Regions from separate parts of the Homo sapiens genome. Here region 2 is linked to region 1. The links are chromatin loops, found by intact Hi-C in ENCODE. Cell type or tissue: endothelial cell of umbilical vein. All regions are shown on one strand. Each heading gives the region's core, and the rest is flanking DNA. Links, peaks and the distances in the headings are about the cores only.

What was found. A loop is a pair of places that touch in the nucleus more often than their neighbours do. Peaks named below come from ENCODE experiments on the same cell type or tissue, not always from the same donor. Only the 100,000 strongest peaks of a DNase experiment are listed, where the experiment ranks them.
Region 2: a loop joins it to region 1, with 2.5 times the contacts of the local background. A loop is called at or near these places in 1 of 110 quality-filtered maps.

Annotation. Positions count from the first base shown.
Region 1 is chr10:17,466,139-17,482,473 of GRCh38, reverse strand. It overlaps LOC105376437 (a long non-coding RNA gene), which reads left to right and starts at 9,487. Exons shown (of 3, transcript XR_930714.1): 1 at 9,487-9,561; 2 at 9,939-10,074; 3 at 10,608-10,835. RefSeq lists a silencer at 7,590-7,884. In endothelial cell of umbilical vein, for the core only: no CTCF peak of the experiment used is centred there; a DNase peak (open chromatin) is centred at 6,583.
Region 2 is chr10:17,568,275-17,584,609 of GRCh38, reverse strand. It overlaps the pseudogene PRPF38AP2. Among named protein-coding and RNA genes, the nearest start is that of HACD1, 41 kb to the left of the region's middle. In endothelial cell of umbilical vein, for the core only: no CTCF peak of the experiment used is centred there; a DNase peak (open chromatin) is centred at 5,789.

The DNA of each region.
Region 1 (16,335 bases), core at 5,467-7,966:
CAAGAATTGTAGTATTTTGCTTGAAGTCATATAGCTAGTAAGTTGGTGAATGAATTTGAATCAGATCTAACTTCCAAGTCTGGGCATTTGTCATGAGACTGCCTCGCCTCCCATAATTTAGCTTGCCCCCTCCCTCCCTTCTGCCTTCCCTTCCTCTCTTCCTCTCCCCTCTGCTCCCTCTTTGCTTCCTTTCTTCCTTCTTTAAACAAATATTCACTGTAAATGTGGCAGTGTTCTAGGTGCTGAGGATACAGCACAGAATAAACCAAGTCCCTGCCCTCATGAAGTTTATATTTGAGTTAGTGAAACCAACTTTGCAAAGATTATGACAGTGAGAGGAATCTAGTGTGGCTGACTCCGTCTTGCTTCTAGCCTCACAGGCCAGCTGTCCTCACTCAATTCTGGGCAGAGGCCAAACTAACCATGGGAGGAATTTAGTTTATAGTTTAACTTGGAAGGAAGGATGATAACAGACCCTCCCTAAAACTGATCCCCTCCTTGTTCAGGGACTGAAACTGCCTTTGTAAGGCTAATAAAAGGCCACAAGATTAAGATTACAAGAGGGCCTGAAATCTGCTAAAATGCGGGTGTAGTTTCTATGATCCTTTACTGCTCAGGCGTCATGTGGCCAGAGGTCACAAGAATCGTGACTTCCCCAGGTGCACCCATAGACAACATCACTATTGTAGAACCTAACATTTGTCTTTTGAGATGTTTTTCAGACTTTTGCATTCTGGCAACTGACTGACCCCACCTGGATTTGTGATTCATGACTCAAATGGGTCTGTGGCCCCTACTCAGAGATGGACTTAGTGCAGGAGGACTGTTTTCCACACCCCTATAGTTTCACCCACAACCAATCAGCAGTACCCATTCCCTGGCCCCTATCCACCAAATTATCCATAAAATCCCTAGCCCCTTAGTTCTCAGGGAGACTGATTTGAGTAATAACTCCAGTCCTTCCACTTGGAGACCTTGGGTTAATTAAACTCTTTCTCTACTGCAATACCACAGGTTAAGTGAAGTGGTTTTTCCTGTACATCAGTCAGGAAGAACTCACTGGGCAATTATATTAGGACTGAATGTAGAGACAGACAGTAAACAAATAAGCAAATGTGTATGTTTGTGTGTCAGATGGTGGTAAGTGTTGAAGCTCCCACCATCGTTCCTCCACCCACCAAAAAGGGCAACAAGATATGAGGAATAGGGGTGCTGGGCAGGAGGTTTGCTGCTTTATACAGGGCATGCATATATGCAGCACAAGACCCACACATTTACTATTTATTACAATTGAAAATCTCTCCATCAGCCTCTTTCCCACGTAAATCTTTACTAAAGTGAAAAATAATTTGTCATTTATGTCATTCTTTTTTCTGTATGCTCTAAATGCTTTTAATGAATATATAGCAATATTGCATGCTCTTCTGTTGAATGTTTCTCAGCTCTCATCAACACAGCTTGTTGGTAAGACAAAGCTGAGTTTACTGCTTACCACGCTCTGGGAGAATGCTCCCTTGGCAGAGTTTCTACAGGGTTTCAGGGAGAAAGGCAAGGTCAGATTTTATTGAGAATCGGAAGTTTGGTTTAAGGTGGGGCTTTCAAAGCAAGAGTTTGACTAAGATTGGGTCAGGATCATGTTTACCAATTTAGAGTTAGTGGAAGTAGCATGGCAAAGAATTTGAGGCAAGGGGTTCAAGAGTCTGACAGAATTGTAAACCAACAGTTGATGCTTCCCAGTGAAAAGCTGACAGATCTTTTGGGAACTTCCAGTAACGAACAATCAAGTCATTTCCGAGGGCAAGAGTACCCTGGAAGAGTCAAGTTATGCCAATCAAGTTATACTAATAAAGCTACAAAGACATCATAGTAAAGTCATGTTAATGTAAACTCTTTGAATATATAAATAGATGGCATGCATAGTAAAAGTGGAATAAAGCTTCATGCAATTCCTATAAACCATAACATAGATACGTTTTTAAATTCTTGATAAGTTGGTTTTGAGAACTGTATGAAATGTCATGATCAGAGATGACTCCAGTGTCAAATTTGTTTTCTCTATTTTCTGTTCTGAAACTTCCGAGGTGTTTTGACATCCATTGTTTTTGTCATCTGGATCCACAGTCTAAAATAGGACAAAAATTTTGTTTCTGACCCATTTTAAATCTGTACCGATAGATTATATGAACACATATTATTCTATTTGCTTAAACTGGCTGTGATACAAATAGGGATGATTCTAGGCCAAAATATTTGTTCTTTGCAACTTTGCAATTTGGCATTTGATTACCAGGTCTTCACTCCACTTTTTTCACTTTTCACACCTGGGCCCCAATTTTCCACAGTGCTTCATATAGACGTGCTTCTTTTATGATGGTGGCAGTGGTTAGAAAGAGGTGAGGAGGTGGAATGGAAAAGTCTTAGCTGGCAAGTTCCCCAAAATACTTTTTCAAACTCTCTGGCCAATTTGGAGAAGTGATCATCATTCATGGGTGGCAGACGGGGCCATTCATCCTCTTTGATGCATTTCAGTTTCAGCACAGCTGTCAGGCCAAGGAAGTTATAAATCTTCCTACATGTTAACATTCACATTTAATTAATACTGATAGGCAAAAGTGTCCCTAGAGGGAGATAATGCGATAGAGAGAAGGAAATTTGAGAAGCAGATAATAAAGGTAGTGTATGATAGTGTTATATCTGGATCAATCCAGTTTGATTACTAACAATATCACCTTCCGTTGATATTTGCTTTTTTTTTTTTTTTTTTAAGAAGTGGCTCTTCTGTCATTTGGATTTGGAGTTTTCTAATGCTTACTTTAAAAGATTAGATATCTCTCCCTTTTTTCTTTGGAAAAGGTAGGAGAACAAACTCAGACCCTTCCAATTTCTCATGCAAGATTTTAGAACTTTTATACCCATTCCTGACATCCATCAGTTTAATGGAAGCCCCAGACAGTTTCTTTTGGGCATCAGGGTATGACAATGTCCGGAGGCTATGATTTCTAAATGGTCCTTGGGCTCAGCCAAAGTCAAGTTGACTCAGCAGCCATGAGTTATGCAGACATTAATAGTCCTTTCACAATTTCACCCTGCATTTTTTACATGCTAAAAAGCAGCCTAGAGGATGACCTTCCCTTAGGTGCCTAAGGCAATCCCTATTTAGATAATGAACAACCATGCAAAGTTGGGGGAAAAAAAACAAAAACCACAGCATACCCAGAACAGTCCTATTTGGTTGTGTTCAATGTGTGATATGCTTCTGAGATGGGTGATGGGAGAGGAAGCCTCATTTAACCTCTCTTCTTACATGCATACTCTTAACCTTCAATCTACGGCCGATAGGGTGGCCTCCTAGGGAATTTCCAAATATTACCCTTCCCCAGGTCATGTTTTTCACCAGAGATGATCTCAGGGATTGTCTGAGTACCTTGTAGCCACCTACAGAGCGTGGAAAAGTGGTCAGGTAGTCCAGCAACGTTGCATCTGGATGAATTTACTTTCTTCTCCAGGCTCTAGTGAAGGTAACTTCCCTTCCTTCCAGATTAAAAGTCTGACTATTAATGCAACAATATTGCCAATTGTTAAGACTTCTTTTTATATTTATTTACTTCTAGAGATGGGGGGCAGGGGTCTCACTATGTTGCTCAGGTTGATCTTGAACTCCTAGGCTCAAGTGATCCTCCCATCTTGGCCTCTCAAAGTGCTGGGATTACAGGTGTGCATAACTCCACCCAGCCAAAGCCTCGTAAACAATTCCTGTATCTGATTTTTGGCTTTTCGTTAGGATGGTGAGCCAGGATGGGTTGCTGGCTTTCTTTTCCCAAATCAACCCTGGAGAATCTAGTAGTAAGACAGAAGCTTGGAGCTGAGAAACTAACATAAATATGGCATGAACATCCTGGGGAATGTGAACAGTGGGGTGAACTCCTGTGTGTGGATGGTGGGTGAAATGGGGGCCAGGCTGGAGCGACAGAGACAGCTTGAGGAGAAGGATCTCACAGGCACAGTGAGAGCACAGCTTGAAAAAAGCTTTAATGTTCTGCTGTTTCTTCTTTCTTCCAAGGTCTTGGGTTAATGGTTGCTACACTCTTCACTGCAGGAATCAGCCATTATAGCCTGGGTCTTCAGGTTAATATCAGAGCAGAACAAAAGCCTTCCAAGAATGAAGAGTTTATAACAGTATACGAAAAATGACTAGCCACACTCTGGCACTTTCTTCACCTCTGTCTCTCTAGGGCAAGTAGGTTGTAACTGAGGGAGACTATCTACTCAAAATGCCTATTCTTTTGAGGAGTTTAAAGATGAATTCTTGACTGGAACAGGTGCTCACCAAGCATGAAGCATGATGAATACATTAAATAAATAAACAGCAACAAAAACTCCCTCGCCTAGATGCCATAGTCACATTTCAGAACATCAAAGACAAAGAGAATTATAAGTTTCTGGAGATAAACAGCAGACCATCTACAGAGAAACAAAAATCAAACTTTTCAATAGCAATGCTGGTTACAAGAAAACAATGGCTTAGCATTTTAAAACAAAGAGAAATGAACTTTGAGCCAAGATTTTTATATCTAGCCATATGGCATTTAAACATGAGGGTATACATAAAAATTTAAGTACTTTCTCCAAGTGTGTGTTGTTTGTTCAACAGCAGTTCAGGATTAATGCGGCAATTTCATGGTATGGGGGCCTATTCTCCTACTATTATGTTGTTGTGTCATCCTGAGGTGCTGGCCTCATCTGTATGATCCACTATTGTTACTCTGGATACCACCATTATATCTGCATTTCAGCCACCAGAAACAAGGAACTGGAAGACATACCCATTTCTGATATGGGTGATGGGAAAGGAAGCTTCATTTAACCTCTCTTCTTACATGCATACTCTCTACCTCCAGAAGCAATCTACGGGATTCCTGATAGGGTGGCCCTTTTTAAAGTTACAAGCAAAAGATGATCACATCAACTTCTACTCATATCCCATTGACCAGAACTTAATTACGAGGTCATATCTAGCTGCAAGAGAGGATGGTAAAGGCAGTCTTAATTCTGGATGGATATAACTCTAGTTAAAATTCAGAGTTTCTGTAACAAAGTGAAAAAGTGAAAAAAGGAGATATTTTTCCTACCACTATATACCCCAAAACAAAAAAGTTCACTTTATAGTAGAGGAAAAGACAAGAATGTATGTCTCTAACACCGCTACTGCTTAACATAATCCCAGTGAATGCCATAAAAAAAAGAAAAACAAATGGTGTATAAAGCTTGGTCAAGAAAGAGATAGATAACATAATTTACCTAGGAATGGAATCAATAGATGAGCTACTAGAACAATGAAGGGAGTTGATCAAGGTTGCTGCATACATGATCAACATAAAAATCAGTAATTTTTAATGCTTGTATTAACTGTCTAGAAAATATAAGAAAAATAAGGCATGATTTACAATTTCAATAAAAACTAAAGGTATTTAGGAATTAACAAGGAATAAACCTTTTTTGAGAAAAAAATTTTCAACTGAACAAAGGACATAACAATTAATCCAACTAAATACGCTTTCAATGTCTCTGGATGGATGTTAATACCATAAAGTTGTCAATTCTTCTCAAATTAATCTATATAGTCAAGGAAATTTCAATGAAATTCGTGGTTAAATTTACTACAGAATTCATGTGAAAGACTAAAGGTCCACGAATGGTCAATTTGATCTTTACAAAAATGAGAAATGTGGCTGCTCCTGTTCTATCAGATACTAAGACATACTACAAAGCCTCACAGTGCTAGAAACAGTGTGATATTGGTAGACAGGCAGACAGTAAAACAATGGAACAGAACAGACAATTCAGCAACTTAATATATGATGAAGATGGCTCTACAGATTAATATGAAAGCATACATGTTAGCAGATGATGTTGGAAACACTGACTCCCATATAAAGAAAGTTGAAACTGATTCCTATGTACCACCTGCAAAGTTGGACTCCAGATAAAGACTTGGATATGAAAAATATACATATCAGATTTAATAGAAAATATAGCATGAGAATATCCCCTTACATGAGGGATAGGAAAAGGCTTCTTCTATTTTTGCAAAAGATGTATCATAAAGAAACAACTAAGGATTTCCATGCAATGAAAGATGCCACAGACAAGGTTAGAAGTGACAGATATTGAGAAATCATTGGCAAGGCCTAAAGCTGACAAGGAACCGAAACCTAGAAAACACAAGGAACTGGGGATTTCTGCACATCAACCAGAAGAAGGTAGGGACTCTGACAAAACAAAACAAAACAAAACAAAAAATCTAAGAATACAGATAGGTGATTTACAGAAGGGAAAATTCAAATAAAAGTTAACAAACAGAAGAGTTGCTCCAATATATTATTCCTCAGAATTGTAAGTCAACATACAATGAAGTATCATTTCCACACAATAGCCTGGCAAAGGATAGGGATGTGGAATTACAGGCACCCTCATGAATAGGCTGATGGAAGTATAAATTGGTATTGCAGTCTTGAACATCCGGGCAGGAAATCTTTAAACTGAGTATGCATATTTCTAGGATACAGGAATTCTCTTTCTTGGTATTTCTGGAAGGAATTCACACACAGGCCCACGTTGGAACAGGCTTACGGATATTCATCATAGCATTGTTTGTGGGAGTTAGAGGCCATCAGGGTACCTATCTCTGGGATAGAGGATTAGTGTAATGTTCTGTATGTCTGCTGTGGAACACAGGGCAGCCCTTAGAAGCAATGCACTGAATGTCCACACAGCAACATGGCTCATTCTCAAAGACAGAGTGCTGAGTAACAGTTGGAAGAAAGAATGCTACCTGTAGCTCAAGACCATTTACGTAATACAGTAAGAAATGCACACAAGACCAGGCGCGGTGGCTCATGCCTATAATCCCAGCACTTTGGGAGGCCGAGGTGGGAGGATTACCTGAGGTTGAGAGTTCGAGACCAGCCTGGCCAACATAGTGAAACCCCATCTCTACTAACAACACAAAACCTAGCCGGGTGTGGTGGCACACGCCTGTAATCCCAGCTAGTCGGGAGGCTGAGGCAGGAGAATTGCTTAAACCTGGGAGGCAGAGGTTGCAGTGAGCTGAGATTGTGCCACCACACTCCAACCTGGGCACCACCACACTCCAGCCTGGGCAACAGAGCAAAATTCCATCTCAAAAAAAGAAAAAAATAAATGCACACAAACCTAAAATAAACTTCTTGAAAGAATAAACACAGATGAGAGGATATGCATCAGAGGAATTAGAAATTTTGGTGTGGCAGGGAGGTTGGAGGAGTGGGAGTGGGAAAAGAATAACTAGAGAAAGGAGGGAGGAGTCCAGCACAGACCATTACTGAAAGCATTTTCTGTTTGTTTCCCTCCTGAAAACATTAGGATGGGTGAGCTCTTGGAGGGATCCTGGCTCTGAAGGCACCTAGGTGAGAATGGACGTGGGATAGTGTGAGGGCATGGATTTGAGGCTGGTGGACGGGTGAAGGGATGACTTAAAAGGTGATTTGCTACTGATAAGGATCCCAAAGAGGAGAAAATTAGAATCCAGATGAGTACAGCCTTCTTCCTAGCTTTGCCGGCTTTTCCTTGGGAAAGAACATAATATTTACATTGAAAAAAAAAAAAAAAACAAACCAAGTCCAAGTACAAACCACAGGGGGGCACTTTTCCCTCATTAAAATTGAAGAGCCAGCATCTTAGAAAAAGGAGTCCAGAGAACACGGTGGGAAGGCTCCGTCTCACATCACTGGGGAGTTTCTGGCTCCACAATTAATTGCCAACACCTGGGCTAATTTCCCCAGGTGTAATTTGTCTCCACAAGGGGCCAACCTTTAAAGTCTTACAATGCATGAAATATAGCAGAGAAAATACAGTTGAAAGAAAAAAAAATAGCCATTCAAACTTTAAAATCACCTGATTGAAATAAAATTAAATAGCATAATACTGGTGTAATGCTATATTTGTTTCTTCAGATTCCCCAGAAATGCTTTATAAGTCTATACTTTAAAAATATTTAAACTCTTCTCTCTTAAAAACCTTCGTAAATCCTAAAATATTAGTTTTGGAAAGCTCTGATTTATTTCTTCCTAAAGCTGGGATTTTGTTTCTAATTTTGCTCTTGAAAATGATTTCAAATTCACTGACAAATGAAATAAAATAACATAATGAAAATTTTTGGAGTATGGCTGTAACAAAAAGACCAACTTAGTAATATAACAGCTCTATAGAATATCATCTTACATAGAGACTTTAAAATACCGAAGTGTATATTATTTTATTTCTTACGAATAAAGGTAGTTGGGGCAGATGTATTATCCTGAATTCAAAAAAAGACAAGACTTTTAAGTGAAAATTTCAAGGGAAGTATTGGTATTTGCGGTAGACTTTGAAAAATGGGTAGACTTTATATGACGAAAAGGTCATTGAAGGCAGAGGGAACAATTTGAGCAAAAGTTCACGTATTAGTCCTTTTTCACATTGCTATAAAGAACTGCCCAAGACTGGGTAATTTATAAAGGAAAGAAGTTTAATTGACTCACAGTTTCACATGGCTGGGGAGGTCTCAGGAAACTTACGATCTTGGCAGAAGAGGAAGCAGGCACGTCTTACGTGGGGACCCACAAGAGAGCTCAGGAAAAACTACCATTTATAAAACCATCAGATCTCGTGAGAATTCAATCACTATCACAAGAACAGCATGAGGGAAACTGTCCTCGTAATCCAATCACCTTCCACTAGGTCCCTCCCTTTACACAGGAGGATTACAATTCAAGATAAAATCTGGGTGTGGACACAGAGCCAAACTCTATCAGTTGAGAAATGATAAACGTGAAGACATGTTTGGGAAATGGTGTTTCTATTTGTTAGGCTCTAAGACTGGTCATAACAAGAAACACCAATATAATACCTACTAAGCGCTTGGTACTATTCTAAGTGCCTAATATACATATATTAACTCAATCTTTACACAACCCTAACAGAACACTTTTCAAGTGAAGTAACTGACACATAAAAAGTTGATATCTGAGCTCACACAGATGTTGAACCTTGGTGTCCCGGTGCTGATAACAACAAGGGTATAGTTTGTAGTTTGGATATTGACTGTGGAGTTAATGCAGGACAGGTGAGCCGTCAAAGTGGCGCTAAGCCCACGAAGTTTCTTGGCTTCACCCAGGAAAGAAATCAAGGATGAGCCAGTAGAGTTAAGACAGCAATCTTTTAATTGGATGCTACTGCTCCCTATGGAGTAGAGCTAACTCACAAGCAGGGCACCACAATCAGCAACAGCCTGGGCTGTTGGCCACTGTATTCATACTCACGTGAGCCCACTTTCAGTTACATGCAAATTGAGGGGGAGTTACTTTGAACTTTTAGGAAATGAGGCAGTAACTTCCAGGTTGTTACCATGGAAAGGAGAAGTAATTTCCTGGGTTGTTGCCATGGCATTTGTAAACTGTCATGGCGCTGGGGGGAGTGTCTTGTGCTAATAAGCAATGAAGATAGCTGGTGATCACTTTCCTCATCTTCTGCTGGTTCCTGCTGGTTGGTTTCTTTCCTTTCTTTTTTTTTTTTTTTTTTTGCCTTTTCTTTTTTTGAGACAGGGTCCCACTCTGTTGCCCAGGCTGGACTACGGTGGCATGATCATAGCTCACTGCAGCCTTGATCTCCCAGGCTCTAGCAATCCTCCCACCTCAGTTTCCTGAGTAGTTGAGACCACAGGCACAAATCAACATGCCCAGCTAATTTTTGTAGAGACAGGGTCTTGCTATGTTGCCCAGGCTGGTCTTGAACTCCTGGGTTCAAGCCATCCTCCTGCTTCAGCCTCCCAAAGTGCTGAGGTTACAGGTGTGATCCCAGCCTAGTTTCTTCACTTCATCCTCTTGAGACTGGGAAATAAGTCCTACCCATCTCCTACTCAGTTTCATCTCAACTGCCTTGCAATGGAGAGAAACTGCAAATTTGTTCTTGGAACAGCAGCATGGCATGAGACCTACGTGTGACAACTCTGAAGAAAAATATTTTGGAAGTGCCATATAGGATCGATCAGGTTAGGAAGTAAGTGAAGTCAAGGGACCAGTTTCGATGCTAGAAGAGGGGAAGGTGGTGACAGAGAAAATATATTGAAGAGGTGAAAAGAGGGGGAGAAATTAAAGATAAAGATAAATCTAGGAAATCTAACCTGCGAGGCTTGACAGTGGCTCAATAGCATCATCATAGGAAATAGGCCAAGAGGAAGGTTTAGTTTGGGCAGGAGGAGCAGATAAGAACTTAAGTGAGGTGCTGGTGGGAAATCACAGTGGCGAGATATCCAGGAAGCTTCCAGAAACAGGAGTGTTTTCTGTTCATTAGAGAGGACAAAGCTGGAGGTCAAATTTAGGAGTCATCCAGTTAAGGAACAAGGAAGCCAATCCGTGCATGCGAAGTGTTCCCTGAGAATCACAGCAGAGGGACAGAACTCACAACTGGACCACAGAGAAAAGCATTTTAGCCTACATTTTTCAAAGGTTTTTGACTTTCTTCCACCCGCTAAATCCAGAGCCATATAACATACCCACGCCACTAACAAAGCCTTTAACTGATTATTACAGGACTCCACATCAGTTTAGGACAAGGCGGCTTCACCAGAGCCTCTGGAAAGGCCACTCTCAGATGCTGAGGCTGAAAATCTCTTGCTTCTGTGTTAAGAATGATTCTCTTTCTGCCTTCTACCACTTGCTCCTATGCTGTGAGTGGGTGTGGTGGGTGCACTTCTTATAGCTGTGGATCTTGATCAATAAGCTATTATTTTATGTTTTATTTATTTATTTTTTTGTACAGATGGGGTCTCGCTATGTATTCCAGGCTGGTTTTAAACTCCTGGCCTCAAATGATCCTTCCACCTTGGGTTCCCAAAGTGCTGGGATTACAGGCACGAGCTACTGTGCCTGGCCCCAGCTATTATTGTACACTTTCTGCTTTTTCTGTTCCTGAAAGAATACTGCAGATGAGGACATCACTGGAGAACTTGCCTCCTTTCCCCAATAAAAATGGAATTTAGTCTGGCTTGCCAGGGTTTCAGAAGCAGAAAATGTTATGGTCTGTGTGTTTATCATGCTGGTGAATTCCATAGATCTGCCATTTTCAAATTCAAGAAGCCTCCGAAATTAAAAAAAAACTCAAGATACTGTCTGGGCCAAGTGAAAACTTTCTCTTCACCCTCTGAAGGTTCACTGGAAATCACTGAAAAGAAGCAGATTAACGAGAAAAAGCATACACATTTATTTGATCTTAATTTTTTTTTTTTTTTTTTTTTGTGAGACAGAGTCTTGCTCTGTTGCCCAGGCTGGAGTGTAGTGGTATGATCTCGGCTCACTGCAAGCTCCGCCTCCCGAGTTCATGCCATTCTCTTGCCTCAGCCTCCCGAGTAGCTGGGACTACAGGTGCCCGCCCCCATGCCCGGCTAATTTTTTGTATTTTTAGTAGACACGGGGTTTCACCATGTTAGCCAGGATGGTCTCGATCTCCTGACTTCATGATCTGCCCGCATCAGCTTCCCAAAGTGCTGGGATTACAGGCGTGAGCCACCGCACCCGGCCTTGATCTTAGTTTTATGTGATGTGAATGCCTTTAGGTGAAGACCCAAAGATACAAAGGTAATTGTCAATTTTTTACTTAGGTGCAACAGAATATGAACAGCCATGTAGAAATAGGCTTGGACAAAAGGGTCTGATCTAATGTTAATGGACTGAGTGGGGAAACCCAGCAAGGACTTTCTATCTAGATTCTTCTTGGCCTCTCTGTGCAGCAATTTTTCCATCTGGGAATGGGGCACAACCCTCTCTGGAATGAGGGTCTTATGACCTATAGTCAATGTATTTGTCTGTTTTCCTGCTGCTGATAAAGACATACCCGAGACCAGGAAGAAAAATGGGTTTAATGGACTTACAGTTCTGCATGCCTGGGGAGGCCTCACAATCATGGTGAAGGCAAGGAGGAGCAAGTCACATCTTACATGGATGGCAGCAGGCAAAGAGAGAGAGCCAAGCAAAAAGGGGTTTCTCCTTATAAAAGCATCAGATCTCGTGAGACTTACTCACAACCATGAGAACAGTATGGGAGAAAGCACCCCCATGATTCAATTATCTCCCACCGGCTCCCTCCTACAACACGAAGGAATTATGGGAGTTACAATTCAAGATGAGATTTGGGTGGGGACACAGCCAACCGTATCAGTCAAACAAGGTAGATCAAATAATTTCCTTATGGCTTGTGGGTTATTTGTTTTGTTTCGTTTGAGACAGGGTTTTCCTCTGGCACCCAGGCTACGTACAGTAGCGCGATTACAGTTCACTGCAGCCTCAAATTCCTGGACCCAAGCAATTCTCTGGCCTTAGCCTCCTGAGTAGCTGGGATTACAAACTTGTACCACCATACCCATCTAATTTTTTAATTTTTTGTAGAGTCTGGGTCCCAGGCAGGTCTCAAACTCCTGGACTCAAGTGCTCCTCCCACCTTGGCACCCCAAAATGCTGGGATTGTTCAAGAGCCACCACATCCAGCCCTTATGGCTGGTTTTTACATGGAAACTTTGGGATGGGGGAGTTAGAATGATATTTTTAGGTTTTTTAGCTGGTTTGGGGGAAAAACATTTCTGGTTCTATGACCTGCCTTGGGGAAGAAAGATTCTAGTTTCCATGGCTAGCCTTGGGAGAGAATGGGATGAGAGACGGAGGGCAGGAAAAAGAAAAAAAATTTTTGCTTCTGAGACCTTCATTTTGAGGTATTATTTTCTGAGTCCCAACAATACTATGAAATTTATTTACATTTATGAGACATCATCATAATGCATATTTTGCCAATGAACTCCTAATCTGTGTCTTTAATATGTTATGGATCCATTCATTCTGCAAATGTTTTCTATCACCTACTTAAGTAACAGTGTGGTTCAAAGTGCTGGGGATACAGTGTGAAAAAGACAGTCAACATTCCTGTCCACTAAGAGTGTTGACTACCAAACAGGAAAACTGTGAGTTTGAATGTATTTCCTTAAATGAAAAGAACAATTAAAAAGAAAATAAGAAAAAAAAGGTAAATTTAAATTTCTTAAATATAGAGACAAGTAAAAATCAATTTAAAAAGCTTAATTGGTCATTCCTTTAAAAAAAGTATGGGAGAACTGTTACTTTTATGTGGGGCTCAAAATAAGTCATATTATTTCAATATCAGTATTGAAACATTATAAATTCTGAATATGTGTTTTATGTAAAAACGAATGGATGAGAAAAAGGCATGAGGAATTTTCCTTCCCTCGGGTGTCGATTAAAGTGCTGTTTGTTTCAGAGAGAAGGAATCTTCCTCTCCTAGGCTGGATAATATTCATCTGTTCAGCTCTGCTTAAACCTGATGACCAGCTCTATAAAAAGGCACATTCTTAAAATGGCAACTCATCTTTAGTCTGTAATTTTAGATTTGGCAATCTTTTGTATTAAATTTTTATTATCTAGCTGTCCTTTCTTCTAATTAAATCTCTAAACATTTTGTGTGTGTGTGTGGTGACACTGGTCTATTCCTGTATCTCTATCCTATTATATCATTGACACATGCCTATAATTTATACTTACTTAACAAAACTCCTAAGTAAAAGTTGTTTCATTTTAAAGGCATTTTCTCTGAAAACATGAGTCCCAGTAATACGACTGATATTATTGCACTTATTTAAACTATTTTCCAGAACAGATTTAAAATAACTAGGACAACATCAGTAATTCTAAGGTGGAATGAAATCAGTAGCAGCAATAACATGCCATAGTTCTCAGAAGAAAGGAAAAATATCTTCTTCCAATTCAGTGGCAACATGAGGTCATATTTGTTGGGCACCTGTGGAGACAGTAGAGATTCCTGGGTTCACAGCTGCTAATAACTTGCTTTGGGACCTGGAAAAAGAATCATTTCTCTTCCCACGGGTTGGCTTTCACAGCTGGAATAGAAAGGGTAATTAGACTGTTGTCTGGATAAGGCAGGAAAGAAAATTGGAGCCGTGCTCTCCTTAGCCCAATAATCTAAACACAAAATATGATATTGGCTCAAATGATTTGAAAAACTCCTCCAAATTTTTATTTTGTGTGTATGTTGGAGACTTGATTGAACAGACAAAGTGGTCGTCAAAGAAAAATTGTCAAAGCAAAACAAATAAAAATGCCTGTGAGGGGATAAAACAGTGAAAATAATTGGCCGAGAGAAGTTCCAAGTTAGTAAGTTTCTCAGAGAAAGCGAGAAGAGAACGCCAAGTTGTCTTGGCTCTGTAATATTAGTTATAATATAAATTTGACTAAATTTCTATAAGATGTTAAATATCACTGAAACGTCTTAATGGAGTTAATGAGGTGATAAGATAGGGTACAAAAATGCCAGCTAGGTCACACATGAAAAGTTCATCATCAAAGTAGGCAAAATATAATTATATTCATTCTCTAGCCTAGGTAATCAATTCATTAGAATCAGGTGCCTCTGAACACAGGTGCAAAATCGGAATCATTCAAATATGCAAAACATAATTAAAGGAACATTTTCCAAGGGAAAATTAATTATGCTGGGTAAACATACGGTTATCTCACAACTTAAAAATGAAATTACCACTTAGAGCTCGTGTAGAGTCTGGGAGAATAAGAATTCTGAATTATAACCTAAGCAATTTGGAACAGCGAGGTGATCAGCATCCTTGGGATGGAGCCATCCTAAGTAATTCAGCGAATGTAAGAGTGTAAGAAAATGCTCTCCAAAGGCCAGGCACGGTGGCTCACGCTTGTAATCCCAGCTCTTTGGGAGGCCGAAGCGGGTGGATCACGAGGTCAGGAGATCAAGACCATCCCGGCTAACATGGTGAAACCCCATCTCTACTAAAAAATTAGCTGGGCGTGGTGGCGGGCGACTGTAGTGCCAGCTATTCGGGAGGCTGAGGCAGGAGAATCACTTGAACCTGGGAGGCGGAGGTTGCAGTGAGCCGAGATCGTGCCACTGCGCTCCAGCCTGGGTGACAGAGCAAGAGTCCGTCTCAAAAAAAAAAAAAAAAAAAAAAAAAAAAAAATAGCTGTAGCTGTCTCTCCAGATAAAAATAAAATTAAAAAAAAAAAAAAGAAAATGCTCTCTGGAAGCATGGTGAGTAGGAATATGTGAAATGCTAAACAGAGGTCTTCTCATCGAAAATTCTTCTGAGGGATTATCATTTCCATGGCCAAATATGAAGGAACGGAAGTGACAACGTCTAAAAGGAAGAGATCTGAAATGAGGCATTTTATTCATCAAGGATTTTCTTAATTATCAGAATATTTTGGCTTTAAATAACAGTTCCTGTGCTATTCATGTGACTCTAGATCAAAAATGCCTCCAGATCTTAATTTCTCACCTCCTACTCTTGTAGGGTACAGAAGAAGAGAGATCTAATTTCTGTGCAATTTCCTAATCACAACAGTACTATTTCTTAATCCCCAAATGACAACCTTTGGTATTCCATTTGGACATCCAATTTTCCATATTTAGCTTTTGGAACAAATAAGTCTCTTGGATGAGTGTTTGATTTTACTGAATTGTGCTTTTCTGGGCTCTCAGGCTTGCTTTTTAAAAACTTTGATAGTGATCCAAGAAACCTATTTTACCTGTGGAAAGCAATGGTGAAATGTACTGGGCTTTGAATAATTTATAGTATCTTTTTCGGAAAAAAAGTAAACATTTTATAGTAAATAAAATATATATTTAGAAGAACAACAAAAATATGAGATAGGTCCCTGGGTCACTGTTTGTTCAGAACACCTTTGCACAGAATGTGTTATATCTTTAGACCCACAATATATTTTATTTTTTTATTTATTTAGAGACGGAATCTCCCTCTGTCGCCCAGGCTGGATTGGAGTGCAGTGGTGAGATGGCAGCTCACTGCAAACTCCGCCTCCTGGGTTCAAGGGATTCTCCTGCCTCAGCCTCCTGAGTAGCTACAATTACAGGCCTGCACCACCACGCCTGGCTAACTTTTGTACTTTTAGTAGAGACGGGGTTTCACCATGTTGGTCAGGCTAGTCTTGAACTCCTGACCTCAAGCAATCCACCCACCTCATCCTCCCAAAGTGCTGGGATTACAGGCGTTTTCTTTGCAACAACTCTGGGAGAGAGATATTCTTATGCAATTAATGAATTCATTAGAATAGTTAAAACACATACCTAGCACTTAATTCTAAAAAGGCCAGAGGACTATACAGTGGAATGTGAAGTCTCATACCACTCCAATGCTTCCTCTCCTGAAATAACCACGGCTACCGCTTCGCTTCGTGTATATAGAGTGATACT
Region 2 (16,335 bases), core at 4,743-7,242, 100 kb before region 1:
ACATGGGTATTTTAATAATAGAAGGAGTTCTAATTTATAGGAGTTTGTGAAACAAGACATTGGGATTTATTTATTTATTTATTTATTTATGTATTTATTTATTTATTTATGGAGACAGAGTTTCGCTCTTGCTGCCCAGGCTGGAGTGCAATAGCATGATCTCAGCTCACTGCAACCTCTGCCTCCCGGGTTGAAGTGATTCTCCTGCCTCAGCCTCCCAAGTAGCTGGGATTACAGGCATACGCCTCCATGCCCGGCTAATTTTTGTATTTTTAGTAGAGACGGGGTTTCACCATGTTGGCCAGGCTGGTCTCGAACTCCTGACTGACCTCAAGTGATCTACCCACTTCGGCCTCCCAAAGTGCTAGGATTACAGGCATGAGCCACCACACCCTGCCTGGATTTTAAAAACCAGATTAATATGGCTGTGATCTCATACATGAAGACTGATGTCTTTTTAAGCGCATAAAAAGCACTAAATTATTTATGCATATGCAATTTCCAGGCATATTATGAACTCAACCTTCACATCGACGTTTGCGCCTCTAGATTATACCCTAGAAAATTCTGGGTATTAATTAATATACTTTCATTTTGCTCAAAAGTTCTTAACTGCAGCATTCTGTTCCGCATTACTTTATACTCTTACCATCTTCTCCTGCTTTGCTAAAATTATATATAATGCAAAACTGAGATTGCTGTAAAAATACATTTTGTTTCTTGATTAATGATCGTGCCTTACATATTTAAATTCAATTTGTACAATTCGAAAATTAACAATTTTTCTTAAATTCAGTTAACATTTTGTGGTTTAACTTTGAGGATAATGACTGTAGAAAAACGGTTTTCAGATCAAATCATTTATTAATCATCTGAGGACCTCAGAATTCTTTCTTTAGAGATTTTGCATCAGCAGCTGTGGGGCTAAGAAACCTGAATTTTTTAGCAAGGTGCTAGGCAGTTATGGTGCAAGCAGCTTAGTTGTCCCACCAGCCTTTAAGAAACACTGCAATAGAGAAAGGCTGGGTGCGGTGGCTCAACCTATAATCCCAGCACTTTGGGAGGCCGAGGCGGGTGGATCACTTGAGGTCAGGAGTTTGAGACCAGCCTGGCCAACAAGGTGAAACCCTGTCTCTACTAAAAATATAAAAATTAGCCAAACGTGGTGGTGGATGCCTGTAATCCCAGCTACTTGGGAGGCTGAGGCAGGAGAATCACTTGAACCCAGGAGGCGAAGGTTGCAGTGAGCCAAAATCACATCACTGTACTCCAGCCTGGGCAAGAGCGAAACTCTGTCTCAGGGTGGGGAGAAAAAAAAGAAATATCAAGAAGGGGTGGGGAGGTGGGGAATGACTTCTAGCAAATGCCATATTCAGTGTACTCAATAGAACCGAAAGAAAAAAAAATCAGCATTCCTACAGTCATGTCTATTGTTTCTTATCAAAATGAACAGTGTAGTTTTAAGTTTATAAAAATGAAAAATGATATCTGCATAGTCCATAGTCTGACAGATATTTTTAGCAAATATTTTATAACCATACAATTTATCTGACCATTCACTTAAGTAGTGTGGCTGGGAAGAAAAAACAATCGTAAAATCCAATTAGGTATTTTTGTTGTATTGAATTTGATGACATGATATAAACTAGATACAACTAGAAAGTAGGTTAAAATATTTTTGGGCCAGGTGTGGTGGCTCACGCCTGTAATCCCAGCACTTTGGGAGGCTGAGGTGGGTGGATGACTTAAGTCCAGGAGTTGGAGGCCAGCCTGGGCAACATGACGAAACTGTCTGTACAAAAAATACAAAAATTAACCAGGCATGGTGTCACATGCCTGTACTTCCAGCTACTTGGGAAGCTGAGGTGTGGGATTGTTTGAGCCTAGGAGGCTGAGGCTGCAGTGAGCTATAATCACGCTTCTGCACTCCAGCCTGGGCAACAGAGTGAGACCTTGTGTCAAAAAAAAAAAAAAAAAAAAGAAAAAAAAATTTTTTTGTAGTAGTGTTGTTACTTAAATAGAACTTCTAGTGTCTTTTTTTTTAATAAGCCCTCCCACAAACAGACACACACACACACACACACACACACACACACACACACACACCCCTTCTTAGGGAGGAATATATTCAAGATTGTGGGAAATGCATATGCTTCTGTTTTTGAGAAATATGCAAGACACAAAATAATTTGTCTGAATGATTTTTAATCTAATCATAAGTTGACTAAAATAGGTTTGTGGCTAAATTAATGTGTTCAGAAGCTGATTTTATTGAGTTAAACTTTCGCTGAACTTTATTAAAACCCTTGCAACAGAAATTAATCTTAAGAAATGAGGAAATGGAAAGGTTAATTTACATTAAGTGTACTCAAGAAGAAAAACTGAATTTAGAACAGTTGTTAGCCTGGAGTCTGTAGATTTTCGTGCATCAAACATTCATTTTTTCAAAGTTACAACTTTATTCGTAACTTGTATGCATAAACATTTGCTCCAAAATCTGGTATTACTTTTTTGTTTCAATTCCAAAATCAACATATATGAGAAATTTCATATAGAAACAATTTATAGCATTAAAAATGTATTACCCACTACAATGTGGCCTGGGTGACAGCGAGACTCTGTCTTCAAAAAAAAAAAAAAAAAAAAAGAAAAGAAAAGAAAAAGAAAAAAAAGAAAAAGTATTACATCTTGTGAGAATTGAAATTTCAGAAAGTTCAAAATACATTTTTTTGAAGTAGAGTTGATACTGTCTGTTTGTAAGTTGTATGAAATAACAATGACAAGTAGCAAAAGTTAGGTGTGAGCATAGCTAGTAAAAAGGTTTTTTAGAAAGTATTATTTTGTGAAAATGTTGGTTATTTTACAAGTTGTATGTTTATAGTTATGACGCATTTTTGCCCCTGGAAAATTCCAAATTATTTAATATGTTTATGGAGATATTATTTGCTTTATTTGTTTTTGAAAAAGCATTTAAAAATATTTCTGTGAATTAACTTTAGATGCTTGTAAACTTTGGAAACATTCAGTTTTCTTACTTAAAAGTATATTTTTAGTTGGATAAACATTAACAGAGGCAAAGAAACCTTTACCACATATATTTTAATGTTTTAGGAATTAAGGCTGAGCTGTTTTAGTACCAATTATAATCTTGTAGTAAATGAAATGGGTTAGTTTAAAGCTATCAGTATTTTCTTAGGGGTAAAGATGGACTTATTAAGTATTTTTTTTTTGGCAAATACTAACAAAATAAAAGTTAGACACAATACCTTAGGGTATAATTGTTATTAGATTCTCATGACAGGTCTTCACAGATTCTCAGTCACAGTAGTGGAATGGTGACATGTGTCATGGTTAAGAGCCAAGGCTTTGGAGTGAAACTTGCCTTAGATTTGGGAAAAAGTACTTAACTTCTAACAAATGCCATATTTAGTGTACCCAATAGAACTGAAAGAAAAAGTACTTAACTTTCTTAAGCCTCAAAGTCCTTATCTGTAAAATGGAATAAGCAGTTGTCTGAGGAGCAAATGATGTAATATCTATAAATTTGTAGCACAGAGGTGGGCCCATATAAGTACCCAATAAATGTTAGTTGTTACTAATGACATTGCTGCTTTTCATGGTTTTATAACAGTCATAGCAGGTGAAATTTCTGAAGTCCTACCTCACTTGTTTCTTGGACGGAATCACTTACGGAGAATAGTTTTGGTAAAATTTTCTTTTCCCGTAGTTTTTTCTGCTTTTACTAGTTTGAAAGATTGCCAGCGTTTAGCTGTTTTCCTTATCTTGAATTAGAAGTAGAAGGCTACAGTTTATTCAGTAGTAGCATAGTAAAGAGGAGTTTCCTGTAGCTCGGTCTCCTTTAGGATATATACAGTATCCTGCTGGTCATGGTTTTTGACAGTGACTATTTCAAATGAGGCAGACACTGGTGAGATATTTTCCAGCCAGCCTGACCCCCTGGCAGTGCTGTTAGGGCAGGCAGAGTGGGGTTTTGCTCTCCTGACATGCCCCAGGGAAGATGGGGGGCGGTGCGGCTACTATCTTCACAACAGAAGATCGTTTAGAGAATTCCATTGAGTCAGCATATTATTAATTTTTATGTATAGGTTTTTTTACATTTATGTAGGGATGCTTATATTTAATCTTAAAAGGTAGTCCTATACAGTTGTATCAGAAACCATAAGAGATCTTTCACTCTCTCAAACCACTTTTTTTTTTTTTTTTTTTTGAGACGGAGTCTCGCTCTGTCGCCCAGGCTGGAGTGCAGTGGCGCGATCTCGGCTCACTGCAAGCTCCACCTCCCGGGTTCACGCCATTCTCCTGCCTCAGCCTCCCGCGTAGTTGGGACTACAGGCGCTCGCCACCACTCCCGGCTAATTTTTTGTATTTTTTAGTAGAGACGGGGTTTCACTGTGTTAGCCAGGATGGTGTCGATCTCCTGACCTTGTGATCCGCCCGCCTCAGCCTCCCAAAGTGCTGTGATTACAGGCGTGAGCCACCGTGCCCGGCCCCAGACCACTTTTATTAACTCAGGTATTATGAAAGGAATCACTGAAGAATATGAAAGCTCAAATAAGATTAAAAAATGCTTTAATACTGTTGAAGTCTTTCAGTTCAAGAGCAGGCAATAGAATGTATAGAATGTTTATCTTATGACCAGATACAACCTCCCAAGGAAAACTGGATCCCACAGGGCAGCTGGTCTCCACAGTTCCTGCCGGGACTACAGTTGCTGGAAGTCATTCAATCACTTTTCTTTTTTTTAAGGGAATTAAGTACAGGTAAAGGAACTCTTCTAGCAAAGATCTTAATAATCTCTTGATTATCAATGTCCATGGAGGCTTTTTAGTCCTTCCTTTGCTTCTGCATTCTTGACCCCTGGCTTCTTTCATGTACTCTCTCCTAATTTGCCTGTCTTTCTGAACGGGTCATTCCAGTTTTCAATAGGTGACTTCTACTTCTTCCTGTCACCAGTGTGGGTGTTGCCTATGGTTCTGTTGTGTGGATTTCTGATACATATATATATAAACATTCTGGAGAGTCTTATTGACAGATTCCACAATTACTTAAACATTGTCAATTCTGGCCTAGATTGCTATGTTAAACTCTAGTCCCTATCTCCAACTTTATGGGCTTTTTATTTTTTAGCTATACCATAGCTGTCTCAAATTAAACTTGTTAAACTGAATGCATCATTTTCATTACTACCACAATCTTCTAATTCTCTGCCCCTCTTAAAGCCATCTCTTCCTGCTGTATTTTCTGACTTTGTGAATGGCACTATTGTCTAGCAATTTAGGTCAAAACCATGACTAGTATTAGATACTTTCCTCTCCATCAAATCTTTTTCAATCCTGTTACCCTACTGCTACTGACTAGGCCTGGATAATGTCAATGCTTATGTGATAAAGGCTGGATACCTTAACCTGGATTTCAAGCTTGTGGGCAAGAACAAATGAAACTATGAAACCATGGGCTGTATAAAGGGTATTAAGTGCCACTCTCTGTTGAACTGTTTGATGAAACTGGCTTTGATGACCCAGAAGAAGCCTTAAATTTGAATGCATTCTGTTCTTTCAAAACTGCTGCTAACCAGTTTTCATGTTTATTACCACTTGCTGCTGCTGGAAAAAAGTTAGGAGCTACTATGTTTTACTCATTTGGTCTTTGAATAATAGCAGCAGTACAAATCCCAGGATTCTCAAAGCAGTTCCAACCACAACAAACCAAAAACTAAACTACAGATAAATGGGAAACAGGTGTGTCCGGTTTGATAAAAAGGGAAAGGGTTATCAGGTGGCCACATCCTTTCCTTGTCATTCATATCCCCAACCTCCAGATCCTCTCTACTCTCATAAGTTTGAATACAGTCAACGTTACTTGGGTCAAAAACTAATGTTGATTATGATTAAAAAGAGAAACAAAACTCAGCACTTCCTTCATTAAAAATAAAGGTTGAGAAACTTGATAAGAAAAAAACTAAAATATTCTTTTTTTTTTTTGAGATGGAATCTCGCTCTGTCACCCAGGCTGGAGTACAGTGGCCTGATCTTGGCTCATTGCAACCTCCGCCTCCTGGGTTCAAGTGATTCTCCTGCCTCAGCCTCCAGAGTAGCTAGTACTACAGGCGTCCGCCACCACGCCTGGCTAATTTTTGTATTTTTAGTAGAGACAGCGTTTCACCATATTGGCCAGGCTGGTCTCGAACTCCTGACCTTGTGATCTGCCCACCTCAGCCTCCCAAAGTGCTGGGATTACAGGTGTGAGCCACTGCGCCCGGCCAAAAAACTAAAATATTCTTATATCTACCTTGGGGAGATCTTAATCCTTCCACATAGACATATCCTTATATCCACAGGAGGCCATGTGGACTAAAACCAAACTGAGTCCATTACTCATTCCCTCACCGGCTCTTCTCGTGGCTCTTCTAAGACCTTTCGGGAGACTTTGAGTGGTTCTTGTGTCTGTGACTACAGTGATGACCTGGGGACTTGGAATGGGATCTGTGCTGCCAATCTCGGGACCTGCTGCGGTGAAGTCTTGGACTCTTGCTCCCATGCCTTTCTCGATGCAGGGAGGGACTTCTCCTTTTGGGAGATCGATTCCACCTTCTGGGAGACCGACTCCTACTCCTTCTGTAGCGCAGTGTGGGAGAGCAACGGGACTTGTCCAAGTCTCCGTAGCTTCTCCGGCGGTGATCAGTTGATGGCACTCTCCAACTTCTCATCCTCCTCTTCTTCCTCTTCACTGGACTCCACATCATCCATGTCCTCTTCCAGAGCACTAACTCAAGGCTCCAGTTGCTCAGCTTCCTCTAATACATAGCGTTTCTGTAGCCGGGGCAGAATGATATCATACTCTCTTACTGTGCAATAGTTCATCAACAAACTCATCAACATGCATCAATTCAAACTCCTCATTTCGGTTCTGGCTCTTGATTTTTCAATAGTCATTGTAGGAAGACTCCAAGTACTTGTAGCAATCAATTGCAATGCCTGTTAGCCTCACGTAAAATGCCCCCAACATGCGGACATACTTGAAATCTTCATTTTTGATAAACTCTACAATGATATCCTTCTCGGGTTGAATTTGAAGCATCTTCAAGGTTTAACACAGAAAGGGTGTTGGTTTTATGTTGCCACCATAGAGGCCACCCACAAACCTTAACTCCATGGCTTTATCGACTGCAAGTTCAGCCGTAAGTCCAAAGCACTCCTCTTTCCAGAACTTGGACTCATAGATTCGCGTTCAAAGATCTTCTCCACCAGATATTGAGGGTTAGTGCCGTGGATGCTGTGTGCATCCTTCACCGTACGGTTAGCCATTTTAGAATCTTTTGTGTATAGTATTAACTGAAGAATATAAAAATTTTATAGCTTTCTCAAATGAAGAGTTCCTTAATCAGATATGATGAAATAATTTCGTTCAGAAATGCTTCATTAATCTGCCATTGTTAGGAATAAGATGATTTTTCAAAAAATTTAAGCTCATTATCCTAAGTCCCTTTTTAAAAAAATGAGATGTAAGTCTCTTTCATCCTCATTGGTATGCAAAATACGGATTATAAATTATCTTCTATCATTTCTAATCTGAAAAAAACAGATGACCAAGTTGCTTAGAATTGATTGAAGTCAAACGGTTCAGCTGTTGTGGTTTTGGATGAGGCAAGTTCACTGGTTTTAATGGGAACATTAAACCTCTACAGGCTGTTCAGAAAGGACAGAATTCAAACAATACAGAATAACACAGGGTAAAACAGTGTCAGTACCTCTTCAGTTATTCCCTTTGCCCAATACTTAGGGCATTAATAAAACTTTGGCGTCCTTTTAAATCTTTATAAAACACTCATTCATTCTTTCCCTTTACACACACACACACGCAGAGGGATAAATACAGGGAAATAATCTATAAATATTTTGTGACTTTACTATTTTGCTTGAACAGCTTCTTGGAGATTTGTGTGCATATGTACGTATATGTACATGCGTTTTCATAATATATACTTCTCTATTGATGGACATTTTGTTTATAATTTATAACTATATAGGTACATAAAACAACCATGTCACAATAAAATGGGGATCACAGTAACGTCAAGATTTGATTTTGATCTATTCATTGAAATTTACTTTGTACAGGCCATGTATTCTTTATCTCATTTGAAAATAACAATGAAATGAGGCATACACTACTGTCATAAACATTTCACCAAGCAAGAATCAGTATCACCAAGGAAGAATCAGGTTAAGTAACAGGCCCAAGTATGTTGTATCTTTGTGCGGTTGAATGCACATATGAGAGATTCCTAAGTGTAAAATTGATAGATTAAGGGGAACACACATTTTAGATTCTGGTAGATGCTGCTAGTTGTACTCCTCCCACAAAAACTACATCAGTTTAATTCCAGCAGCCAGGTATGAGAGCACATTTCCCCATATTCTCACACTAAATAGTGTAAATCTTTTTATTTTTTCCCAATTTGTATTTACTTGATTATTAAAATTGAACCTATTTTCATGTGCTTATTGGTATTATTTGTATTTTTCATTTTTTATTATACTTTAAGTTCTGGGGTATATGTGCAGAATGTGCAGGTTTGTTACATAGGTACACACGTGCCATGGTGGTTTGCTGCACCCATCAACCTGTCATCTACATTAGTTATTTCTCCTAACGCTATCCCTCCCCTAGCCCCCCATCCTGCGATAGGCCTCAGTGTGTGCTGTTGCCCTCCCTGTGTCGATTTCATTGTTCAACTCCCACTTATGAGTGAGAACATGCAGTGTTTGGTTTTCTGTTCCTGTATTAGTTAGCTGAGAATGATGGTTTCCAGCTTCATCCATGTCCCTGCAAAGGACATGAACTCATCCTTTTTGTGGCTGCATAGTATTCCATGGTGTATATGTGCCACATTTTCTTTATCCAGCCTATCATTGATGGGCATTTGGGTTGGTTCCAAGTCTTTGCTATTGTGAATAGTGCTACAATAAACATACTTGTGTATGTGTCTTTATGGTAGAATGATTTCTAATCCTTTGGGTATATAGCCAGTAATAGGATTGCTGGGTCAAATGGTATTTCTGGCTCTAGATCCTTGAGGAATTGCCACACTGTCTTCCACAATGGTTGAACTAATTTACACTCCCACCAACAGTGTAAAAACGTTCCCATTTCCACATCCTCTCCAGCATCTGTTGTTTCCTGACTTTTTAATGATCACCATCTAACTGGTGTGAGATGGTATCTCATTGTGGTTTTGGTTTGCATTTCTCTAATGATCAGTGATGATGAGCTTTTTTTCATATGTTTGTTGGCTGCATAAATGTCTTCTTTTGAGAAGTGTCTGTTCATATCCTTTGCCCACTTTTTGATGGGGTTGTTTGTTTTTTTCTTGTAAATTTGTTTAAGTTCCTTGTAGATTCTGGATATTAGCCCTTTCTCAGATGGATAGATTACAAACATTTTCTCCCATTCTGTAGGTTACCTGTTTACTCTGATGATAGTTTGTTTTGTGGTGCAGAAGCTTCTTAGTTTAATTAGATCCCATTTGTCAATTTTGGCTTTTGTTGCCATTGCTTTATGTTTTAGTCGTGAGGTCTTTGCTTATGCCTATGTCCTGAATGGTATTGCCTAGGTGTTCTTCTAGGGTTTTTATGGTTTCAGGTCTTACTATTTGTATTTTTCCTGTGAATTGCTCTTCCATGTTGTTTGCACAGTATTCTCTTGGATGATGAGTCTTTTTTTAATGATTTGTAAGTGCATAGATAAGTTATGTACGTGCATTTTTTGCCATGTATGTTTCTTTCCATCAGGTGCATGTGTTTGGCTTTGTTTATGATGGCTTTTGTCTTATAGGACATTCAAATTTTTGTGTACAAAATTCTATCTTTCCCCTGATTTTATGTTTTGCTTAGAAGACCTAGGCACCTCCAAATCTTAAGTACACTCTCTTCTATTTTCTTCTTTTATGGCTTGACTAACTTTCTTTTCATTGGAAATTTTGATCGTTCATGGCATAGGATAGAAATCTAATTGTATTTTTGCCTGCATTGATTTCAGAGTATGCCAGCAGCATTTATTAAATAGACCTTTCTTTCTTCCACCAAAATGAAATGCTGCCTACGGTATATATCAGGAGCTCTTTTCATTTCAAGGTTGCTTGGATATACAATCACTATTATAAGACCAGAGAAAGGAGTCTCTGGTCTGTCACACATGCAGGGATTTGTGTGCTTTCAGTCCCACTCTTTTCTTTTCTTTTTTCTTTTTGTCTCTGTATTAGTCCATTCTCATACTGCTATAAAGAAATACCCATGATTGGGTAGTTTATAAAGGAAAGAAATTTCATTGACTCACAGTTCTGTATGGCTGGGGAGGCCTCAGGAAACTTACAATCATGGCGGAAGGGGAAGGGGAAACAGGTAGCTTCTTCACAAGGTGGCAAGAGAGAGACAGCAGTGAAACCCTGTTTCTACTAAAAATATAAAAATTAGCTGGGTGTGGTGGCACACACCTGTACTCCTAGCTAATTGGGAGGCTGAGACAGGAGAATCACTGGAACCCAGGAGGCGGAGGTTGCAGTGAGACAAGATCACACCACTGTACTCCAGCCTAGGTGATACAGTGAGACTCCGTCTCAATAAAAAAAAAGAAAGATTAACTTTTAAGGGCTCATGCGATTACACTGGGCCTTCCTGGATGATCCACGATAATATTCCTGTCTTAAAGTCAACTGATTAGTAACCTTAATTACTCCTGCAGTGTCCCTTTTGGCCTGTAATGTCACATGTTCACAGATGTGACACTAGGTGAGAGTCATGGGGACCAACATTTTGCCAACCACAATAGGTATATACAGATATTAAAAATATTTTGAATTGGATCCTTAAAATATGTACCTTTTACCACACAATTGCATGTAAATAAGAAGTAAAAATTAGTATATGGATATTTACTTGAAGTAGAACTGATCTGACTAAGGGTCAGGTAATGAGTGATGGGGGTGGGTAGTTTGAGCTGTGACTGAAAAGGCAATTAAGATAGTGACATGGAATCAGGGCAGAAAGGCAATTTGGCAAAGAAACAGTCTGAGAAAAGTCACAAGTCAGCTGGGTGCTCTGGCTTACGCTTGTAATCACAGCACTTTGGGAGGCCGAAGCGGGTAGATCACTTCAGGTCAGGAGTTCAAGACCAGCCTGGCCAACATGGTGAAACCCCATCTTTACTAAAACTACAAAAAAAAAAAAAAATAGCCAGGTGTGGTAGCACGCACCTATAATCACACCTACTTGGGAGGCTGAGGCATGAGAATTGCTTGAACCTGAAAGGCAGAGGTTGCAGTGAGCTGAGATAGTGCCACTGCACTCCAGCCTAGGTGACAGAGCGAGACTCCATCTCAACAAACAAACAAACAAACAAAAAGCCACAGGTAAGAAGATACAGAATGTACAAGGAGGAACGAGGAATTCAGCTGGAATCAAGCAAAAGCATGTGTAAGAGCAGGAAAAATTAAGAATGGAGAGATGGATTTGGATCAGGTTATCTGGCATTTCCCATCAGTCATAGATTGGAGTTGAGTGGCTAGAGGCAGGGAAATATTAGAAGACTGTTGCAGGAGGTCAGGCAACAAATAAAGTGGGCCTGAAAAAGCGCTGTGCTGTCAGGAGTCAAGGCGTAGTGATGGTTGTAATAAAGACTGTAGAAATTGAAATGAAAGTGACTTTCCAAAATGAAAGGTGGCATTCTGGCTTGTAGTAGAGACTTCTAGTTGTCCCCCAAATCAGTTCTCCATTTTTCTAGTAATCGAACCCTTCAGTTTTAACTTGGCACTGAGACTAAAGATATTTTTCAGTCTCTCTCCTAGTGAGGCATGGCTGTATGAGTAAGTTCTAGTCAACAGAATGTGAGTGGAAGTGACACGCAGCTTCCAGTAAGCATGCCCTTAGTGGGATATGGATGTCAAGCCAGCGATCCATCTTAGGACATGATGGATCTTGACACTCCCTAAGAATAATGGAGCAATTAAAATAAAGGAACATGGATATTTACCACCATGGAGCAGCTCCAGGGCTGCTGAATACAGCCGTGCAGTTGTGAGCACCATTCCTATAGACCACAGTGTGAATGGGACTCCGTAGAGTTGTGCAGTACACATCCTGCACAACCATACACAGTAGCCCAGAATCACCTGTGCAGGTAGGATAGATTGCAGGAGTAAGTCTTGGGAAGCTTACACCTGGGCTGTTTAAACTACTATTATTTTGGATCTCCGTTTCAGCTTCTGAACCTGTATTACAAGAAATACAAGGTTTTAAATCATAGATAGCACTTGGGTATTTTAGTGTCCTTTGGCAAAGGAAGAAAAGTTGAAAGGAGTAGTAGTCAAGGGGCGAGATGAAGTGAAGATTGCTTGAGGGAATGCTGAGTGCAAAGCACTATGGTAAGAGCCATGGGGAGTATAAAGAAAGCACAGTTCCTGCCCTCCAGGAACTTAAAATCTAGTGGGGACAAATATTTATGCCAATAATTTTACGGAATATCACCCTCAAGAAATGTATAATCTAGTGCAGAAAAATATATTTACCCCAATTATTTTATTATTTTATTTTATTTTTATAGAGGCAGGGTCTTGCCCACACTGGTCTCCAACTCCTGAGCTCAAACGATCCTCCTGCCTTGGCCTCTCAAATTGCTGGGATTCCAGGCATGAGCCCCTGCACCCGGCCCTATACAAATAATGTTAATACACAGGAGTAAAGTGTGGCTTTAGAGGCAACAATCTAGTAAGAAAAAGACATTGAGACCAATAACATTAATATAAGCAGTGAAGCAAATCCTGGAGGTGCCCCTGATATTAGGCAGAATCTAACTAGCTAGCCTCAAGTTTCCAAATCACAACATTTGTCACTTTTCCCTTAAGATATTCTTACATTATGAGATTCAGCACTAATTTTTCTATTTCAGTGCTCTGAGACATCTGGCTTCTGTAGCACATAAGCAGTCTGCCTAGTATATTTTAAAGATTGTTTTTTTCCTCAGACAAAAAGGAAAAATCAATATTTTTTATTTGCACAAGAAAATGAAAACCTGCTTGGCCTCAGAGGAAGCAAACATCTAATTTATTTTACAATGTTTTCTAAATATTACTCTAGAGAAGCTTATATTTATGATAGTATTTGAATATGACCTTTAAAATACATTGTTTGGGTAGTTTCGTTTTAAACAGACTATGATAATAATATAAGGGAAAATGCAGTTGAAAAATGAATGTGTATATGTTTACTGTTTATGTGAGGGCCAACCCCAAATCCTGCAGAACCTTTTCTCAATATTAAGACCATTCTCAATGCAGCAGCATTTGGCTATTAAAGCCCACAACAAATATTTTTTAGGGACCAATTAGGAGAATGACTCTACTGAACCCTGTGGATGCCTGGTTTATAAGACAAATTCGATGTTTTCTAAAATTTTTATTTTAAATTTAATTTTTATTTTTAGTTCTGGGATACATGTGCAGGATGTGCAGGTTTTTTACATAGGTAAACGTGTGCCATGGTGGTTTGCTGCACCTGTCAACCCATCACCCAGGTATTAAGCCTCACATACTTTAACTATTTTTCCTAATGCTCTCCCTCCCTCCACCCCACTCCCCCGACAGGGCCCAGTGTGTTCCCCTCCCTGTATCCATGTGTTCTCATTGTTCATCTCCCACTTATAAGTGACAACATGCGGTGTTCGGTTTTCTGTTCCTGCATTAGTTTGCTGAGGACAATGGCTTCCAGCTCCATCCATGTCCCTGCCAAGGACATGATCTTGCTCCTTTTTATGACTGTATAGTAGTGCGTGGTATATATGTACCACATTTTCTTTATCCAGTCTATCACTGATGGACATTTGGGTTAACTCCATGTCTTTGCTATTGTGAATAGTGCTGCAATGAACATACCTGTGCGTGTATCTTTGTAATAGAATGATTTATATTATTTTGGGTATATACCCTTTAATTTAATTTTTAATATTTTTGTAGACACAGAGGTCTTGCCTTGTCACCCAGGCTTGTCTTGAACCCCTGGGCTCAACTGATCCTCCTGCCTCTACCTCCCAAAGTGCTGGGATTACAGGTGTAAGCCACTGCGCCCGACCCAGTATTTTTTTTTTTTTTTTGAGACAGAGTTTTATTCTGTCACCCAGACCGCAGTGCAGTGGCGCAATCATGGCTCACTGCAGCCTTGACCTCCTGGGCTCAAGTGATCCTCCTACCTCAGCCTCCTAGGTAGCTGGGACTACAGATGTGTGCCACCACACACCAGCTATTTAAAAAAAATTTTTTAAATTAATTACAGCAAAATTTATATCGCTGTTTCCCAGGCTGGTTTCCAACTCCTGGCCTCCAGCAATCCTCCTGCCTCAGCCTCGCAAAGTGTTGAGATTACAGGTGTGAGCCACCACGCCTGGCCTTCTGTATTCTCATACAGTAAGTCACTACCCAAAAGGAGACATAGAAAAATAAAAATAAATAACTAACACACAGTGTTAAGTAGAGGCCCAAAGGTTGTAAATATGTAAGGGAGGAAGGATTATTCTCACTGGGTGAAGCTTGAAGCCTTCATTGGAGTGATGGCTGTGAAAGGATTGGTAACATTTTGACATGCACAGTTAGAAATGTGTATGGGGGCTGGAGAAGGACTGGGAGGAGCGGATGGTGCAAAGAGAGGCAAGGAGCATACAAGATAAAAACAAGGTGGGCCAGACATGGTAGCTCACATCTGTAATCCCAGTACTTTGGGAGGCTGAGGCTGGTGGATCATTTGAGGTCAGGAGTTTGAGACCAGCCTGGCCAACAGGGGGAAACCCTGTCTCTACTAAAAATACAAAAATTAGCTGGGCATGGTGGTGCACACCTGTAATCCCAGCTACTCGGGAGGCTGAGGCAGGAGAATCGCTCCAATCCGGGAGGCGGAGGTTGCCGTGAGCTGAGATTGGGCCACTGCATTCCAGCTTGGGTGATGGAGCAAGACCCTGTCTCAAAACAAAACAAAAACAAAAACAAAAACACAAAAAAACAAGGGGCACATGCTGGGCCTCTCTCGGAGACGCATGGTCTTCATTTAGCAGACAAAGGCCATCAAAGATTTTTGAACCTGGTGGTGACGATCCTGTCTGTCCTTTGGTCATTGTGAGAAAGACTGGAAGGGTCAAAGACTGAAAGCTGGAGACCAGTTTAGGAGGCTGTTGTATGATTCCAGGCAAGAAGTCCTGAGAACCAAAAAGAAGGAACAGGAGTAAAAAGGCAAAGGTGGATGAGGTGTTTGAGACATTCTTGAAAAAGAAGTTTCAGAGTTTGGTTACTGGGAAGAACTGGAAGAAGAAAAGGAGCACCCTAAAATAGTCCTCAGAATTCTTAAGCATGTAAGTTATAACTATAACCTTATAATCTAACATGAAACAAAAATAAAGAAAGCATTGTATTTCCCCCAAAGATACACATTAATAAACTCCCACATATCAGTAAACGGCAAATCTATTTTGCTATTCCCCTGACCTTGCAGTCATTGTTGATGTGACATTTTCTTTCATATTTCTGTTTGCTGGTTTGACCTTCAAAATATATCCAGATGCATGGTCAGTTTTGGTGGCTCAGGCCTGTAATCCTAGCACTTTGGGAGGCTGAGGCGGGCAGATCCCTTGAGGTCAGGAGTTTGAGACCAGCCTACTCAACATGGTGAGACCCCGTCTCTACTAAAAATACAACTATTAGCCAGGCGTGGTGGCACACACTTGTAGTCCTAGCTACTCAGGAGGCTGAGGAAGGAGAATCGCTTGAACCCAGGAGGTGGAGGAAGTTGCAGTGAGCCGAGATCACGCCGCTGCACTCCAGCCTGGGAGACAAAGCAAGACTCCATCTAAAAAACAAAACAAAACAAAAAGCAAAGTATATCCAGATGCAGACATTTCATCCTTCCATGGCTGACCCTATCCTGGGCTGGGCCATCATTTTCTTTTGTCTGTATCATTGCCATTGCCTCCTAACTGGTTTCCTCATTTAATCCCTGGGTCCCTATAGACTACTCTTAACATAGTAATTATTTTATTAAACTAAAGTGAAATTGGTGCTTGTAATCCCAGCTACTTGGGAGGCTGAGGCAGGAGAATCGCTTCAACCCAGGAGGCGGAGGTTGCAGTGAGCCGAGATCACACCATTGCACTCCAGCCTGGGTGACAGAGAAAAACTCCATCTCAAAAATAAATAAATAACGTGAAATCATGTCATTCCTTTTCTCAATACTTTCCAGTAATTACCCACTTCTACTTTTATTATCAGAGTAAGTCAGCGTC